2 separate regions of the Homo sapiens genome follow, and region 2 is linked to region 1. Evidence: read pairs that join two places in POLR2A ChIA-PET (ENCODE). Cell type or tissue: K562. All regions are shown on one strand.

What was found. Peaks named below come from ENCODE experiments on the same cell type or tissue, not always from the same donor. Only the 100,000 strongest peaks of a DNase experiment are listed, where the experiment ranks them.
Region 2: POLR2A ChIA-PET joins it to region 1 with 6 read pairs; 2 of 35 experiments call an interaction of 5 or more read pairs at or near these places.

The regions. Positions count from the first base shown.
Region 1 is chr19:48,855,691-48,863,690 of GRCh38, reverse strand. It overlaps PLEKHA4 (pleckstrin homology domain containing A4), which reads left to right. Exons shown (of 20, transcript NM_020904.3): 4 at 1,999-2,071; 5 at 2,190-2,290; 6 at 3,232-3,341; 7 at 4,007-4,222; 8 at 4,552-4,831; 9 at 6,195-6,269. Among named protein-coding and RNA genes, the nearest start is that of PLEKHA4, 8.9 kb to the left of the region's middle. RefSeq lists a silencer at 4,082-4,161. In K562, no CTCF peak of the experiment used is centred here; DNase peaks (open chromatin) are centred at 3,440, 4,260 and 4,880; H3K4me3 peaks cover 2,137 bases.
Region 2 is chr19:49,123,668-49,131,667 of GRCh38, reverse strand. It overlaps PPFIA3 (PPFI scaffold protein A3), which reads right to left. Exons shown (of 30, transcript NM_003660.4): 2 at 3,555-3,809; 3 at 3,200-3,301; 4 at 2,656-2,820; 5 at 2,214-2,288; 6 at 1,601-1,675; 7 at 1,069-1,290. The coding sequence starts at 3,794. Among named protein-coding and RNA genes, the nearest start is that of PPFIA3, 8.1 kb to the right of the region's middle. RefSeq lists a silencer at 3,396-3,795. In K562, a CTCF peak has its summit at 3,678; DNase peaks (open chromatin) are centred at 2,167, 3,177 and 3,577; H3K4me3 peaks cover 1,911 bases.

The DNA.
Region 1 (8,000 bases):
CAAGGTGGGCGGATCATGAGGTCAGGAGATCGAGACCATCCTGGCTAACACGGTGAACCCCCATCTCTACTAAAAAATACAAAAAAAAAAAAATTAGCCGGGCGTGGTGGTGGTCGCCTGCAGTCCCAGCTACTTGGGAGGCTGAGGTAGGAGAATGGCGTGAACCCAGGAGGTGGAGCTTGCAGCGAGCCAAGATCATGCCACTGCACTCCAGCCTGGGTGACAGAGCGAAGACTCCGTCTCAAAAAAAAAAAAAAACAAAAAACCTAAATTAGCCTGCATGGTGGCAGGCACCTGTAGTCCCAGCTACTCAGGAGGCTGAGCCAGGAGAATCGCTTGAACCCGGGAGGCAGAGATTGCAGTCAGCCGAGATTGTGCCACTGCACTCCAGCCTGGGTGACAGAGCGAGACTCCATCTCAAAACAAAACAAAACAAACAAACAAAAAACAGTAAGTGATGGTAAGGAATTTGAGACTGAATTTCAAGTGTTCTTAATTCTCTGTTTTGAAAAGGGGACTCACGTGATCTAACTTATAATTTTAAAAGATCATGTGGGCTTCTATGGGAATGGGTTGAGGAGAAGAGGCACACGAGGTTGGAGATAGTTAGTGGAGTAGTTCAGGCAGAGGCGATGAGTAGTTCAGGCAGGTGGAGACGCTGCATTTGGGTCATGGCTCATTGCCACCTTCCTGGCCTCTCTGTGTCTCAGGCTCCAGAATAATTGGACTAAGTCTCTGCAGCTAAAGTCTGCCCATATGTGGTCCATGTCTCATCCAAACCTCCCTAAAACTTCTCAATCTCCAGCGGATAGACGAGAAAACATGAAGGTGGATTCTAGGCGGAAATGACTTGTTCCAGAGCATAGTTTGAAAGTGGGGGCTGGGTGCGGTGGCTCACGCCTGTAATCCCAGCACTTTGGGAGGCCGAGGCAGGCAGATCACAAGGTCAGGAGATCGAGACCATCCTGGCTAACACGGTGAAACCCCGTCTCTACTAAAAATACAAAAACAAAATTAGCCGGGTGTGGTGGCGGGGGGCCTGTAGTCCCAGCTACTCGGGAGGCTGGGGCAGGAGAATGGCGTGAACCCGGGAGGCGGAGCTTGCAGTGAGCTGAGATCGTGCCACTGCACTCCAGCCTGGGCAACAGAGCGAGAGTCCATCTCAAAAAACAAAAAAAGAAAGTGGGGGAGGCCAGACGCAGTGGCTCACGCCTGTAACCCCAGCACTTTGGGAGGCCGAGGTGGGTAGATCATTTGAGGTCAGGAGTTCAAGACCAGCCTGGCCAACATAGTGAAACCCTGTCTCTACTAAAAATACAAAAATTAGCTGGGTGTGGTGGTGCGTGCCTGTAATCCCAGTTACTCGGGAGGCTGAGGCAGGAGAATCATTTGAACCTGGGAGGCAGAGGTTGCCGTGAGCCGAGATCATGCCACTGCTCTCCAGCTTAAGCTACAGAGCAAGACTCTGTCAAAAAAAAAAAAAAAAGAGAGAGAAAAGAAAAGAAGTAGGGCTACTATTCTATTCTATCATGTTCAGAGGGCTTCCAGCTCTCCTTCTTATCCACTCCATTGCCCCAAACATGTGTCTCTGTCTCTTCTGTCTCTCTGGGTCTTTCTCCTGTGCCTCCACCCCACTCCCAGGCTCAAGTGATCCTCCCTCCTCAGCCTCCGGAGTAGCTGGGGCTACAGGCACGCGCCACCACACCTGGCTAATTTTTTTTTTTAGTAGTAGAGATGGGGTTTCGCCATGTTACCCAAGCTGGTCTCAAACTCCTGGAATTGAGTGATCCACCTGCCTTGGCCTCTCTAAGTGCTGGGATTACAGGCGTGAGCCATTGTGCTCGGCCTCACCCCACTCTCTTGATCCCTACTTTATGTCTCTGTTCTCCTCTCTCCAAGTTTCTTTCTCTCTCTGGCTCTCTGTCCCCATCGTCACTGCCTTCATCCCCTTTTTCTGTTTCCCTTTACTCAGGCCCCTCCTCCCATCTCTCTCCCCAGGACAGCTCGGGGCTCCGTCTCTGGAAACGCCGCTGGTTCGTCCTCTCCGGCCATTGCCTCTTTTATTACAAGGGTCAGTGGCTGGCTGGCTGGCTTGGGGTGGGAGGGCCCCCCCGCCCAGTCTGCCCTTCTCTCTAGCATCTTGGCCTTCTGATCCCTGTGTGATCCTTGACCCCAGCCCCTCTTTGCAGACAGCCGCGAGGAGAGTGTCCTAGGCAGCGTCCTGCTCCCCAGCTACAATATTAGACCAGATGGGCCGGGAGCCCCCCGAGGGCGGCGCTTCACCTTCACCGTGAGTCCATCCATCCATGTTGTGCACCAGGCGATGGGAACTGGAGATGAGGGCGGGTAGATATCTGTCGAGGAAACTCCAAGTCCTAACAAGCACTGGAATATCCATTACTGGAGATAAAAGGTCTTGACAAGCGTCAATTGCATCCTCGTTTTGTTTTGTTTTGGTTTGTTTTTTTGTTTTGTTGTTTTTTGAGACAGAGTCTCTCTCTGTCACCCAGGCTGGAGTGCAGTGGTGCGATCTCGGCTCACTGCAACCTCCGCCTCCTGGGTTCAACGGATTCTCCTGCCTCAGCCTCTGGAGTAGCTGGGATTACAGGCGCACGCCACCACGCCTGGCTAATTTTTTGTATTTTTAGTAGAGATGGGGTTTCGCCATGTTGGCCAGGCTGGTCTCAAACTCCTGGCCTCAGGTGATCCGCCTACCTCAGCCTCCCAAAGTGCTGGGATTACAGGCATGAGCCACCGCGTCTGTCCAGTCCTTTCCTTTCCTTTCCTTTCCATTTTCCTTTCCTTTCCTTTCCTTTTTCCTTTCCTTTCCTTTTTTTTTCTCTCTCTCTCTTTCTTTCTTTCTCTTTCTCTCTTTCTTTCTCTCCCTTCCCTTCCCTCTTTCCCTCTTTCCTTTCTTTCTTGACGGTCTTGCTCTGTCACCCAGGCTGGCGTGCAGCGACGCAAAGTGCAGTCTTCCTGCCTCAGTCTCCCCGGTAGCTGGGACTACAGGTGCGCTCCACCACGTCCGGCTAATTTTTTGATTTTTTTGTAGAGACGGGGGCGGAAGGAGGTGGAGGGGGGTGTCTCATTATGTTGCCTAGGCTGGTCTCAAGCCATCCTCCCGCATCGGCCTCCCAAAGCACTGGGTTTACTGGAATGAGTCACCGGTCCGGCCTGTCCTCCTTTTTACAAGGCCCGGGAGTCCGGATTCCAAGCCTTCTCTTCCCGCAGGCAGAGCACCCGGGCATGAGGACCTACGTTTTGGCCGCTGACACCTTAGAAGACCTGCGGGGCTGGCTACGGGCGCTGGGCCGGGCCTCCCGTGCGGAGGGGGACGACTAGTGAGTAGAGGTCCAAGCCATGCTCCTGACCCTCCACCCTGAGTCAGTCTCGTCATCCCAACTCCTCCCCTTTGGGGCCCTGCCCCCTTGAGTGTCCAATCACCAGTCTTCTAGCTAAGGCGCCTCGTCTTCTAGGCCCCACCTCCAGGGAACTTTTCCAATCAGCAAAAGTCTTTCTCCCTTAAGTTCCGCCCACCACCTTGTCCGTCCCCGCCCCCAAGCTGACCCTTCAGTCACGCACTCAGCTCTGCTCCAGGAATGATCAATATTGCACACTCTCTGATTGGCTCCTTCTGAAGTCCCCTGAGCTGCCACCTAAACAATGCCAGGTAAAAGATAGTATCAGATTTTAAAAAAATGTCAGACTATCTCTTAGGCTCTGACATGGCCTGCGCCAATTATCAGGCTGGAAACTGGACTACCTGGCTGAGTCTATCCCATATTCCGGGGCATTGGGTCCAGCAACCTGGATAGACGTTGTGGCCTGGCGCACAGGTCAGTTTCACATTGGAGGCCTCAGTTTCCCCTTCTGAAGAAGGGGGACGATGATTTATAGTGCACAACTTTCCTTTTTTGGGTGCATCCTTGTGTTCTCACCTGTGACAAGAGAATAGGGCTGTTATGAAGTTCGAAGGAGTGATATCTTGTCTATGTCCACTCGCTAGTGGGCAACCCAGGTCACCTGCACGACCCCAGCCCGGGGAGGGCCCCGGCGGCCCCGGTGGTCCCCCGGAGGTGAGCAGAGGGGAAGAGGGGCGCATCTCAGAATCACCGGAAGTGACTCGACTCTCCAGAGGTCGTGGTAGACCCAGGCTGCTCACTCCCAGCCCCACAACCGACCTCCACTCTGGACTCCAGATGCGGAGGGCGAGGAGCCCCGAGTGAGTAGGGAGGACATGGTTGTGGGCGTGGCCTAAGAGAAGGGCAGGGCCGGAAACTGGTTGGGGGCGGGCCTTAGCGCTTTCTGCTTGAGTGTGTGTGACTTGCTGGGGCTCCCGTGGGGGTCACAGCCTGTCGGGGAGAAGACTGGAGGGGAAGATGCCACAAAGCGGACATTACTGAGGATTTGGACAGTAGAGGAGGATTCTAACCCAGTGGGACAGTAAGACACAGTGAAGTGAGACATGTCCTTGAGGCTGACTTGATGGGTAAGGAGGTGGATGGAGAGGGCTCTAGTTGACTCAGTTCCCCGATTCTCTCCTTCCCACAGCCTGTTCACCCCCCTCTCTCGCCCTCCCTCGCCTCTGAGCCTCCCCCGTCCCCGTTCTGCCCCTGCGCGGCGACCCCCTGCCCCCTCAGGAGACACAGCACCCCCTGCCCGACCTCACACCCCGTTGAGTCGCATTGATGTCCGACCTCCTCTGGATTGGGGCCCCCAACGCCAGACCCTCTCCCGACCCCCTACTCCCCGCCGAGGACCTCCCTCTGAGGCTGGGGGAGGAAAGCCCCCCAGGAGTCCCCAGCACTGGAGTCAGGAGCCCAGAACACAGGTGAGCAGAGAGGTGAGAAGGAGGGGACTACGTTTCCCATCAGGCCTCAGGGCTGTCTTTCCGTATTCTCAAGGCCATTGCTCCCTGGGTGTCATGGGTATTGTAGTCCATAATGATCTCAGCTGGGCTCAGGTGAGAGAGAGCTTGAACCTATCAGGTGTCCAGCTCCTCTCAGGTGTCTGGGCTGTCTTTCTAGGCTGGTCTTCGGCCATTGCTTTTTTTTTTTTTTTTTGAGACTGAGGTCTTGCTCTGTCGCCAAGGTTAGAGGGCAGTGGCACGATCTCGGCTCACTACAACCTCTGTCTCCCGGGTTCAAGCGATTCTCCTGCCTCAGCCTCCCGAGTAGCTAGGATTACAGGCACCTGCCACCACGTCCGGCTGATTTTTATATTTTTGGTAGAGATGAGGTTTCACCATGTTGACCAAGCTGGTCTCGAACTCCTGACCAGCTGACAGGTGATCTGCCCATCTCAGCCTCCCAAAGTGCTGGGATTACAGGCGTGAGCCACCGCGCCTGGCCCAGCCATTGCTCTTTAAGCATCATGGGGATTGTAGTCCTGGATACTCTGTGCCAAGACAGTGCGGTGAGAGGTTTGCATCTCCCTTGTGTCCCCAGTTCACCTTGCAAGTTGGTTGCCTGCTGTTTTGTCTGAGCATCATGGGACGGTAGCTCAGAATATCCACAGCTGACTGCAAGTCTGAGAATGAGAGTAGCAAATTCCATCATCTTGTGGGGCTGTTTTGCCAGGCTGGTGCATTTATTATCACCCTCTGTGTCCCCACAGTGGCACACAGCTGGAGAGCAGGTAGTTGAGGAAGTTGAGAGGGCCCAGTTCTGAACCTCAAAATATCTCCTAAAGCACTTCAATTATGGACATGCCCACTCTACTATTTGTCACTAAGACATGCCAGTTTCTTTTTTTTTTTAATTATTATTATTATTTTTTTATTGATCATTCTTGGGTGTTTCTCGCAGAGGGGGATTTGGCAGGGTCATAGGACAATAGTGGAGGGAAGGTCAGCAGATAAACAAGTGAACAAAGGTCTCTGGTTTTCCTAGGCAGAGGACCCTGCGGCCTTCCGCAGTGTTTGTGTCCCTGGGTACTTGAGATTAGGGAGTGGTGATGACTCTTAACGAGCATGCTGCCTTCAAGCATCTGTTTAACAAAGCACATCTTGCACTGCCCTTAATCCATTTAACCCTGAGTGGACACAGCACATGTTTCAGAGAGCACAGGGTTGGGGGTAAGGTCATAGATCAACAGGATCCCAAGGCAGAAGAATTTTTCTTAGTACAGAACAAAATGAAAAGTCTCCCAGACATGCCAGTTTCTAAACATCTCCATTTCAACGTTCCTCCCAGGCACACTCTGGCTCCCCCACTTATCTCCAGCTCCCCCCGCGGCCCCCTGGGACCCGGGCCTCCATGGTTTTATTGGTAGGTATCCTGGAGTACCCTAAATCTACCGGAGCCCCCTCCCTTCCTTTCTTCTCTATGAGGAATGTCATCTCTTGGCCTAGGGTGCCTAGAGAACTGTAGATATTTCAAAGACCCTGGGTAGGTATTAGATTCATGTGGTGGCTGTAACAAAGCGCATGGCCGAAAACAACAGAAATGGATTATCTTGCGGTTCTGGAGGCCAGAGGCCTGGAGTCAAGGGATTGGCAGGGCTATACTTCCACTGAAGGTTCTAAGGAGGAGCTTTTATTGACTCTCTCTTAGCTTCTGGTGGTTGCCAGCAATTCCTGAGGTTCTGTGGTTTTTTTTATGGCCACATCTTTGCCTCCATCATCCCATGATGATCTTCCTTTGTGTTTTTGTTGCTGTCCATCTCCTCCTATTAGGACACCCCATGACATCGTCGTAACTTAACTTAAATCCGCAAAAACCTCTTTCTTTCTTTCTTTCTCTTTCTTTTTCTTTTCTTTTCTTTCTTTCTTTCTTTTTTTTTTTTTTTTTTGAGACGGGGTCTCTCTCTGTCGCCCAGGCTGGAGTGCAGTGGTGCGATCTCGGCTCACTGCAAGCTCTGCCTCCCGGGTTCATGCCATTCTCCTGCCTCAGCCTCCTGAATAGCTGGGACTACAGGCGCCCGCCACCACGCCCGGCTAATTTTTTTGTATTTTTTTCTTTGTTTTTTTCTTGAGACAGAGTCTCGCTCTGTCGCCCAGGCTGGATTGCAGTGGCGCGATCTCGGTTCACTGCAACCTTCGCCTCCCTGGTTCAAGCAATTCTCCTGCCTCAACCTCCTGAATAGCTGGGATTACAGGCACGTGCCACCATGCCTGGATAATTTTTGTATTTTTAGTAGAGACGGGGTTTCACCATGTTGGTCAGGCTGGTCTCGAACTCCTAACCTCGTGATCCTCCCGCCTCGGCCTCCCAAAGTGCTGGGATTACAGGCGTAAGCCACTGCGCCTGGCCCAACTTTTTTGTATTTTTAGTAGAGATGGGGTTTCACTGTGTTAGCCAGGATGGTCTCGATCTCCTGACCTTGTGATCTGCCCGCCTCGGCCTCCCAAAGTGCTGGGATTACAGGCGTGAGCCACCGCGACTGGCCTTCCTTCCTTTCTTTCTTTCTTTCCCCCTTCCCCTTCCCCTTCCCCTCCCCTCCTCGTTCTTTCCTTTCCTTTCCTTTTTCTCTCTCTTTCTTTCTTTCCTTCTTTCCTTCCTTTTTCTTTTTTTTTTTTGAGAAGGAGTTTCACTCTTGTTGCCCAGGCTGGAGTGCAATGGCGTGATCTCGGCTCACCGCAACCTCCCCTCCTGGGTTCAAGCGATTCTCCTGCCTCAGCTGCCCGAGTAGCTGGGATTACAGGCACCCACCACCACGCCCTGCTAATTTTGTATTTTTAGTAAAGACAGGGTTTCTCCATGTTGGTCAGGCTGGTCTTGAACTCCCGACCTCAGGTGATCTGCCTGCCTCGGCCTCCCAAAATGCTGGGATTACAGGCATGAGCCACTGCGCCTGGCCACCTAGCTAACTTTTTCTACTTTTTGTAGAGACAGGGTTTTGCCATGTTACCCAGGCTGTTTTTTGTTTTTTTTTAAATTAAAAAAAATTATTTATTTTCTTGAGACAGAGTCTCACTCTGTCACCCAGGCTGGAGTGCAGTGGTGCAATCATGGCTCACTGCAGCCTCAGTCTCCTGGGCCCAAGCGATACTCCCACCT
Region 2 (8,000 bases), 270 kb before region 1:
TTTTTAAGTAGTGACGGGGTCTCGCTATGTTGCCCAGGCTAGTCCTAGTGCTCACTCTTCTTTCTCATCCACTGCCTTCAAGAATCCAGGTCCACATTTCCCAGCAGCTCCCTGGGGTCACTGGGATTAGGATAAAGCGGCCTAAGCCAGAAAGGGGTGAAATACCCACAAAACATTCCATTTAGAGGCTGGACGCAGTGGCTCACACCTGTAATCCCAGCACTTTGGGCCGAGGCGAGCTGATCACTTGAGGTCAGGAGTTCGAGACCAGCCTGGCCAATATAGTGAAACCCCATTTCTACTGAAGATACAAAAAAAAAAAAAAAAAAAAATTAGCCAGGTGTGGTGGTGCACACCTGTAGTCCCAGCTACTAGGGAGGCTGAGGCAGGAGAATCGCTTGAACCTGGGAGGCAGAGGTTGCAGTGAGCCAAGATCCCGACACTGCACTCCAGCCTGGGCGACACAGCTAGACTCCATCTCAAAAAAAAAAAAAAAAAAAAAGAGGCTGGGTGCGGTGGCTCACTACTGTAATCCCAACACTTTGGGAGGCCGAGGTGGGCGGATCAAGAGTTCAAGACTAGCCTGGCCAACATAGTGAAACCCCATCTCTACTAAAAATACAAAAAAAAAAAAAAAAATTAGCGGTGCATGGTGGCAGGTGCCTGTAGTTCTAGCTACTTGGGAGGCTGAGGCAGGAGAATCTCTTGAACCCGGGAGGCAGAGGTGGCAGTAAGCCAAGATCACGCCACTGCACTCCAGCCTGGGCGACACAGCCAGACTCTGCCTCACAAAAGAAAAAAAAAATCCATTTAGAGGCACCAGAGAAGAACCCAAAGTTAGGTAACAAAGTAATTACGAGCAGTTATGGAGCGCCTACTCTGCGCCACAGGCTCACCCTCTGATGAGAATCATACATTTCCTTTCACAGGTGGGAAAACTGAATCTCAAAGAGGAGTCACCCAGCCTGTGGACTGAATCGAGGTTCCGCCATTCATGAGCAATGCGCGAGGGAGAGCTCTACGGAAAGGCGAGGGACCCAGGGCAGCCCGCCTCCCTGGGGGCCTCACCTCCTTGAGGTCGCGCTGCAGCTTGGAGTTGGCTTCCTCTGCCTTGCCCAGCTCACGGTGCGCGGTGCCCAACTCCTCCTCCAGCTGGCTCATCTGACGGCACAGCACCGCCAGGCGCTCCCGCAGCTGGCACACCTCGGCGCGCTGCCGCTCCAGGGCCTCCTCCAGCTCTGCTGTGCGCCGGTTGGAATCCCCGCCAGGACCCAGGCCATTGGCAAGAGTCTGGAGTGAGGGAAGGAGGGGACAAGATCCCAGAGTGTCTCCGGAGACACAGAGGAAATCCAAGGAGAAAGTCAATCAGCTGAAAGTAGATCAAAGATCAATAAGGATCATGCTGGTCAGAGTCCACGGGGGTCAGTGAAGGAGGTCACAGAAGTTCGCTAGGTGACCTGAATCAGAGGTCCAAGCTCTGTGACACTCTTACAGGTGCAGCCGTCTTAGGGCCAGTGAGGATGATACCAAACGTTACAAACACTATCACAAAGTCAGGGAGTTGAATGGAGCTCACGGAGAGGGGACTTCCATGTCTCACCTGCCCATCCCCATCCTTGCCCGGCTCTTCCAGCCCTGACCGCCGCCTAGACAGCTGTTCTCGAAGGTTCAGAGTCTGGAAGTGTGAAAGGGGAATCAGAGCACAGGGGCTCCCTGAACCCCCAGCTCTAGTTCTCACTGGCATTGGCCCTCTAAGGGGATAGGCGGCCCCATATGAGATGCCTCCGGTCGTGCTGGGGCCATGCCTACCCCACGGTTTACCCTTAGGCTCCCTCCCTCCTTATATCCCTCCTTAGCTGCCACCACGGAGGGCGTCTACCCTTACTCTTCCCCTTAGCCTCCTGGACAAAGTTTCCGCTTTAGCCCCGCTTTTCCCCATTCAATCACTTCCTCCTTAGTCCCAGCCTGAGCCCCAGCCCCTGGTTCTACCCTTAATCTCACTCTCACTGGGAGATTCTCCCCGTAGCCCTGCGCAATGCGTGCCCACTTAGGAACCCCACTGGTTTCTCTCCATAGTCCAACCCCATAGCTTGTCTGCCCTAGTCCTGCCCCAATAGATTCTCTCTGGAACCCACCCAACCGGCTCCGCCCCGTGGGCAGCCCCTTAGCCCCTCCCCTTGGATTCAAATTCCCTGTCTTGGCCACACCCACACCTCCTGATTGCTCAGTTCCAGCTCCTCCTCGAGCACTGCCACGCGCTCCAGCGCCATCCGCAGCCGCTCCCGGACCTGGGGATCGGGGCAGGGCAACAGTCAGCTGGAGACAAGATCCAGTTTAGGACAGTTGCCCCTGGTCCAGAACACCCCTGGGACGGATCCGATAGGGCAGCGTTGGGGCTCCTGTCTCCATAACGGGTATGCAGCCGCAACCAGCTATCCAATCTGCCCCATCCACTGTTAGCCCCCATCCTGGTTTATTTTTCTGCTATCAACCAGTCAGGTCCCAGTCTATGTATCCTGTCCCAATCAATCACAGTCAACATTCTTCCAACTCAGAACATCCCCAACCAATCACGGCCAGAATCTCTCCCACTCAGAACAGCCCCAGTCAACTATAGGTTTCCATTCTCCACCCCTGCTCTTCTAATTCTCATACCTTCTCATCCAGGGCCTTGTGGTGCTCGAAGAGAGACTTTAGAGCTTTGAGCACTTCTACCTCCGAGGAGACCCCACCCGGGGACTGGGCCTGGCGCTTCACCACGGTCATGCGCAGTGACCTCTCGTGCCTGGACACCAGGCACTCCAGGTGTTCCAGGAGCAGCTGCAAGCACACGGCATGGGGTCAAGGAAAAGAGGCAAGGGAAAAGGGGCAGATGTGAGAAAAAGGGTGACAGGTAGGGCGGACACATGGAGGAAAAGATGGAGCCATATAAAGGAGCACCGAGACAGGTCAGGAAAAGAGAGGAGGTCGGGGTCAAGGAACCGGTGGTACAGAAAAGAGAAAAGTTATGGAGACAGGGAGGAAGGAGTGGCACCAGAGTGGGAGACCAGCCAGGAAGTGGGAGCAGGGAAGAGGAGAAGACAGAAAGGCGAGATGGGGGAAAAAAATAGGTCACGCTGCAACACTGAGAGGCCCCGCCCCCCACTTCAACACCACGAGGCCCCGCCCCCACTTAGGCCCCGCCCTCAACACCCCTCACCCGCGTGTTGTTCCGTTCCGCCTTCAGCTCTGCAATCTCTTCCTCCCTCTCCAGCAGCTGCTCCCGACATAAGTTCAGCTCCTTCGTCAGAGCTGCAAACTCCTGTCCAGACATTGGCAGGATCTGGACATTCGGCTCAATCCTTTCCCTGTCTCCTTCATTCACTGGGACTGGAAGTTTGAAGGTCCCGCCCTCCCTGCTAAGTCCCGCTGTCCCTTGCCACTCAGGCCCCGCCCATTAACGGCAAGCCTCGCCCAGACTCCTCCCTTCCAGGCGCCAAGCCCGGCCCCTTCCGGACCGCCTTCTTCCCCCCGAGGCCCCGCCCCCTCATGCCCCGCCCCTGTCCCGCCCAGACCTGGGGCAGCGCGATGCTGAGCTGGCGCTGCAGCGAGTCCTTCTCGTGGCCGAGCTCGCGCAGCCGCAGCTGCGCTGTAGCCAACCCGTCCTGTGCCTCGCGCAGCGTCTCCAGCAGGCGCTCGCGCTCCGTGAGCATCGTGACCATGAGGCGCTCCAGCTCCCCGCCCGCCTCGTCCGGGCCCAGCGCCGAGCCCCGCCGGCCATCCTCGCTGATGGTGGGCATCACCTCGCACATCATGGCGGCGGTGCGGGCCTGCGGGGCGGGGAGGGCAAGGAACAGACCGGCCTTGTCAAGGCACAACAGAGAAACTGAGGCACAGCCACTCGGATACCACGTAGGGGAAATAGTTGGGGGCAAACCAAGCACTGCACAGAAGAAACTGAGGCCCAGGCACTGTGATCATGACACAGGGAAACAGGCACCGCCACCCTGTCACTCCACCGGGGAAACCAAAGATTGGCCACCAGGTGCTGCCAGGGGAAACTGAGGCCTATTATTATTATTATTTTTTTTTAACAGGGTCTCACTCTGTCACCCAGGCTGGAGTTCAGTGGCGCGATCACGGCCCACTGCAGCCTGAACGACCCAGACTCGAGCAGTCCTCCCAACTCAGCCTCCTGAGTAGCTGCGACTACAGGCACACACCAGCATACCTGGCTAATTTTTTTCTTTTCTTTTCTTTTCTTTTCCTTTCCCTACTTTCTTTTTTTTTTTTTTTTTTTTTTTTAGCTGGAGTGATCTGTCACCCAGGCTGGAGTGCAGTGATGCGATCTCGGCTCACTGCAGCCTCCACCTCCCGGGTCCCGGTTCAAGCAATTCTCCTCCCTCAGCCTCCCGAGTAGCTGGGATTACAGGAACCCGCCACCATGCCCAGCTAATTTTTGTATTTTTAGTAGAGACAAGGTTTCACCATGTTGGCCAGGCTGGTCTCGAACTCCTGACCTCGTGATCTGCCCGCCTCGGCCTCCCAAAGTGCTGGGATTACAGACGTGAGCCACCGCGCCTGACCTTTTTTTTTTTTTTTTTTTTTGTGGAGATGAGGTCTCACTCCTGGACTCAAGGGATCCTCCTGCCTCAGCATCCCAAAGTATGCCACTGTGCCTGTGCCATTGCTCTTAGGAAAACAGTCCTGGCTACCTGGGTGAGAGGATTTGGGAAAACTGAGGTCAGACTCCAACAGACAGTGGCAGCAAACCTAAGCCTAGCCCACTCAAAGGAACCAAAGCTGGCCGACCCTGGTATCGTATGAGTGAATGTGGAGAAAATCAGTGTCTACCTATTCTGGCTCTACTGAGAATCCCCCTCAACCCACTGCATGGGTAGGAAAACTGAGGCCCAGACCAGAACCATGCCTTAAGAAGGCCACAGGGCCAAGGGACCCAGGATTAGGTCACTAGGATGTGGTTACCTGTATAATGTCACAGGGTTGGTCTCACCTACTAGCCAGCCCAACTCCTGCCTCCTTCAATTTCCCAGAAATCTGGACCCCGGCTCCCTAAGAATCTAAAGACCTACTCCATTCGGGAAAAGAAAAAAAAAAAAAAAAAAAAGCAAGGCCAGGACTGGGCGCAGTGGCTCATGCCTGTAATCCCAGCACTTTGGGAGGCCGAGATGGGCAGATCACTTGAGGTCAGGAGTTCAAGACCAGGCTGTGCAACATGGTGACCCCCGTCTCTACTAAAAATACAAAAAAAATTAGCCGGGCATGGTGGCATGCACCTGTAGTCCCAGCCACTGGGGAGGCTGAGGCACAAGAATCGCTTGAACCCGGGAGGTGGAGGTTAGAGTGAGCCGAGATAGCACCACTGAACTCCAGCCTGGGCAACAGTGTGAGATTCCATTTCAAAAAAAAAACACAGTAACGGCCGGGCAAGGTGGCCCACTCATGTAATCCCAGCACTTTGGGAGGCTGAGGCTGTTGGATCACGAGGTCAAGAGATTGAGCCCAGCCTGGCCAACATGGTGAAACCCCATCTCTACTAAAAATACAAAAATTAGCTTGCGTGGTGGCACGCACCTGTAGTCCCAGCTACTCGGGAGGCTGAGGCAGGAGAATCGCTTGAACCCGGGAGGCAGAGGTTGCGGTGAGCCAAGATCGTGCCACTGCACTCCAGCTTGGCGATATAGAGAGACCCAGTCTCAAAAAAAAACAAAACAAACAAACAAACAAAAAAAAACAAAAAAAATACCAGTATGGCCAGGACCATGCTTGTCACTTCTTCACCCTCTTCACGACCCAGAAGTCCAAGAACTAGCTCCCGCCTCCCTCAGGTCACAGGAGTCTAAGACCCAGTCCCTTTCGTCTCTCAGACCCCAGGAGCCTGCGCCTCCAGCCCCCACCTCCCCATTCCCAGGAGTCGGAGACCGCACCCCTCTCCTCCCCTAAGAGACAACAGTCTGGGCTCTCAGCTTCCTCGCTTAGACCCAGAAGTCCCAGGCTTCAGGCTCCTCCTCCCCCAGGCCCCTGGGTGCACAGCTCCTCCTCCAGGACCCAGGAGTTCTGGGACGCTCCCACCAACCCCAGCCCCAGCCCTCTTGAAGCTATACCCAAGGGCGGGGGACAAGGAAGGGGCGGGGTTTCTGGGGCGGGAAGCCTGGACTTGGGTCCCTAGAGCCAGGGGCAGGGCGGAGATGAAGCCAGGCCCCCTGAACCGCTCCCTCCACACACATCAGGTCCGACGGGTCCAGCTGGCCCGGCGGAAAGCAGGAGGGACTTTCACTCAGTTCCTTCTTTTCCTTCTCTCCCTGCGGGCAACGCATAACCGGTCTGAGCGTGGATAATTCCCAGCCCCGCCCAATATGCGGACTGTGTCCAAAGCCTGGGAATGGGGCCTTGGACTTCTGTGAGGAGAGGAGGGCCTGAGGGCCGTGGGCCCTGGGAGAGGAGGCAGCTGGGTTCCTGTCCCCTTGGGTGTTTGAAGTGGTGCATCTGAGAATCTAGGCAGGCGAATCCCAGCACTCAGAGGAAAGATTCAGGAAAACGATTCTAAGAGGGCAAGCCAGCCATAGGCAAAAAACCAACATGATCTCTATTTTTTTTTTTTGAGACGGAGTCTCACTCTATCGCCCAGGCTGGAGTGCGCTGGCGTGATCTCGGCTCACTGCAACCTCTGCCTCCCGGGTTCAAGCGATTCTCCTGCCTCAGCTTCCCAAGTAACTGCGACTACAGGCTCGTGCCGCCACGCCCGGCTAATTATTTTTTGTATGTTTAGTAGAGACGGGTTTCACCATGTTAGCCAGGATGAGCTCAATCTCCTGACCTCGTGATCCACCCGCCTCGGCCTCCCAAAGTGCTGAGATTATAGGCATGAGCCACCGCGCCCAGCCCCAACATGATATCTAAAACCAGCAACCCACTCTGACGATGCAACACAGATGTTTTGGGGAGCCTGTTCCAGAGCCTTAAATTGACCGAGAAGGAAATAAAAAACACAGCAAGGCTGGACATAGAACCTAGAAGGTTACTACACACAGTACAGGGTGGGGAATAGACGTATGCTTCCACGCTTTCAATGGCTTGGGGTAAGAACCGCTCATAGGCCTAAGTAATCTAGAACTAAGTTCTGAAGCCTATAATCTAGAACCAGCCAAGAGCAACCCAATAACTTAGTGTCCAGGTCACCCCAGAACCCCACATACATAATGACACCCATTAATATACCTAATGCAACACATAACAAACATAGTCAGCAGATAAAATCTAGAACTCAGAGCCTGCTAGGGATGAAGGTATAACACAGAATATAGCAGGGGGCCAGGCGCGGTGGCTCATGCCTGTAATCCCAGCACTATGGGAGGCCAAGGTGGGAGGATCACTCGAGCCCAGGGGTTTGAGACCAGCCTGGGAAACATGGTGAAACCCTGTCTCTACAAAAAAATACAAAAATTAACCAGTCTCATAACCTGGTCTCAAAATAAATAAATAAATAGATTTTTTAAAAATTTAATTACATTTTTAAAAAAGAATATAGCAGGAGTCACATCCTTGGTTTTATCATGTGTCTAAGAGTTTGCTTGGAACTTACAAGTGTCTATAGGGCGGGGAGGGGGAGGGATCAAAAGGATGCATGTTGAGAATTGAGCATTTCCTGGAATAAAGACTGAGGCTGGCAAAGGAGGGGGGCTGTTCTGGAAATAAGGACATTTCTAGGCTGAAGGCTCCAGAAGAAGAGAGAGCCTAGAACAAGCTTAGAATGCCAAAGTGGCAGATGGAGGAGAAAACCCACGATCCACCAGGGGACAAGTTCTAAACTAAGGCTGCACTGGGGAAAAAATGACAGAAAATGAATGGGCCTAGAACCTAGAACCGGGGGAAGGAAAACATTATGTAGAACACTTCACTGGGAATCTTTTACATTTAAGAACATGAGGCCAGGTGCGGTGGTTCACGCCTGTAATCCCAGCATTTTGGGAGGCTGAGCCCGGGGGATCATTTGAGGTCAG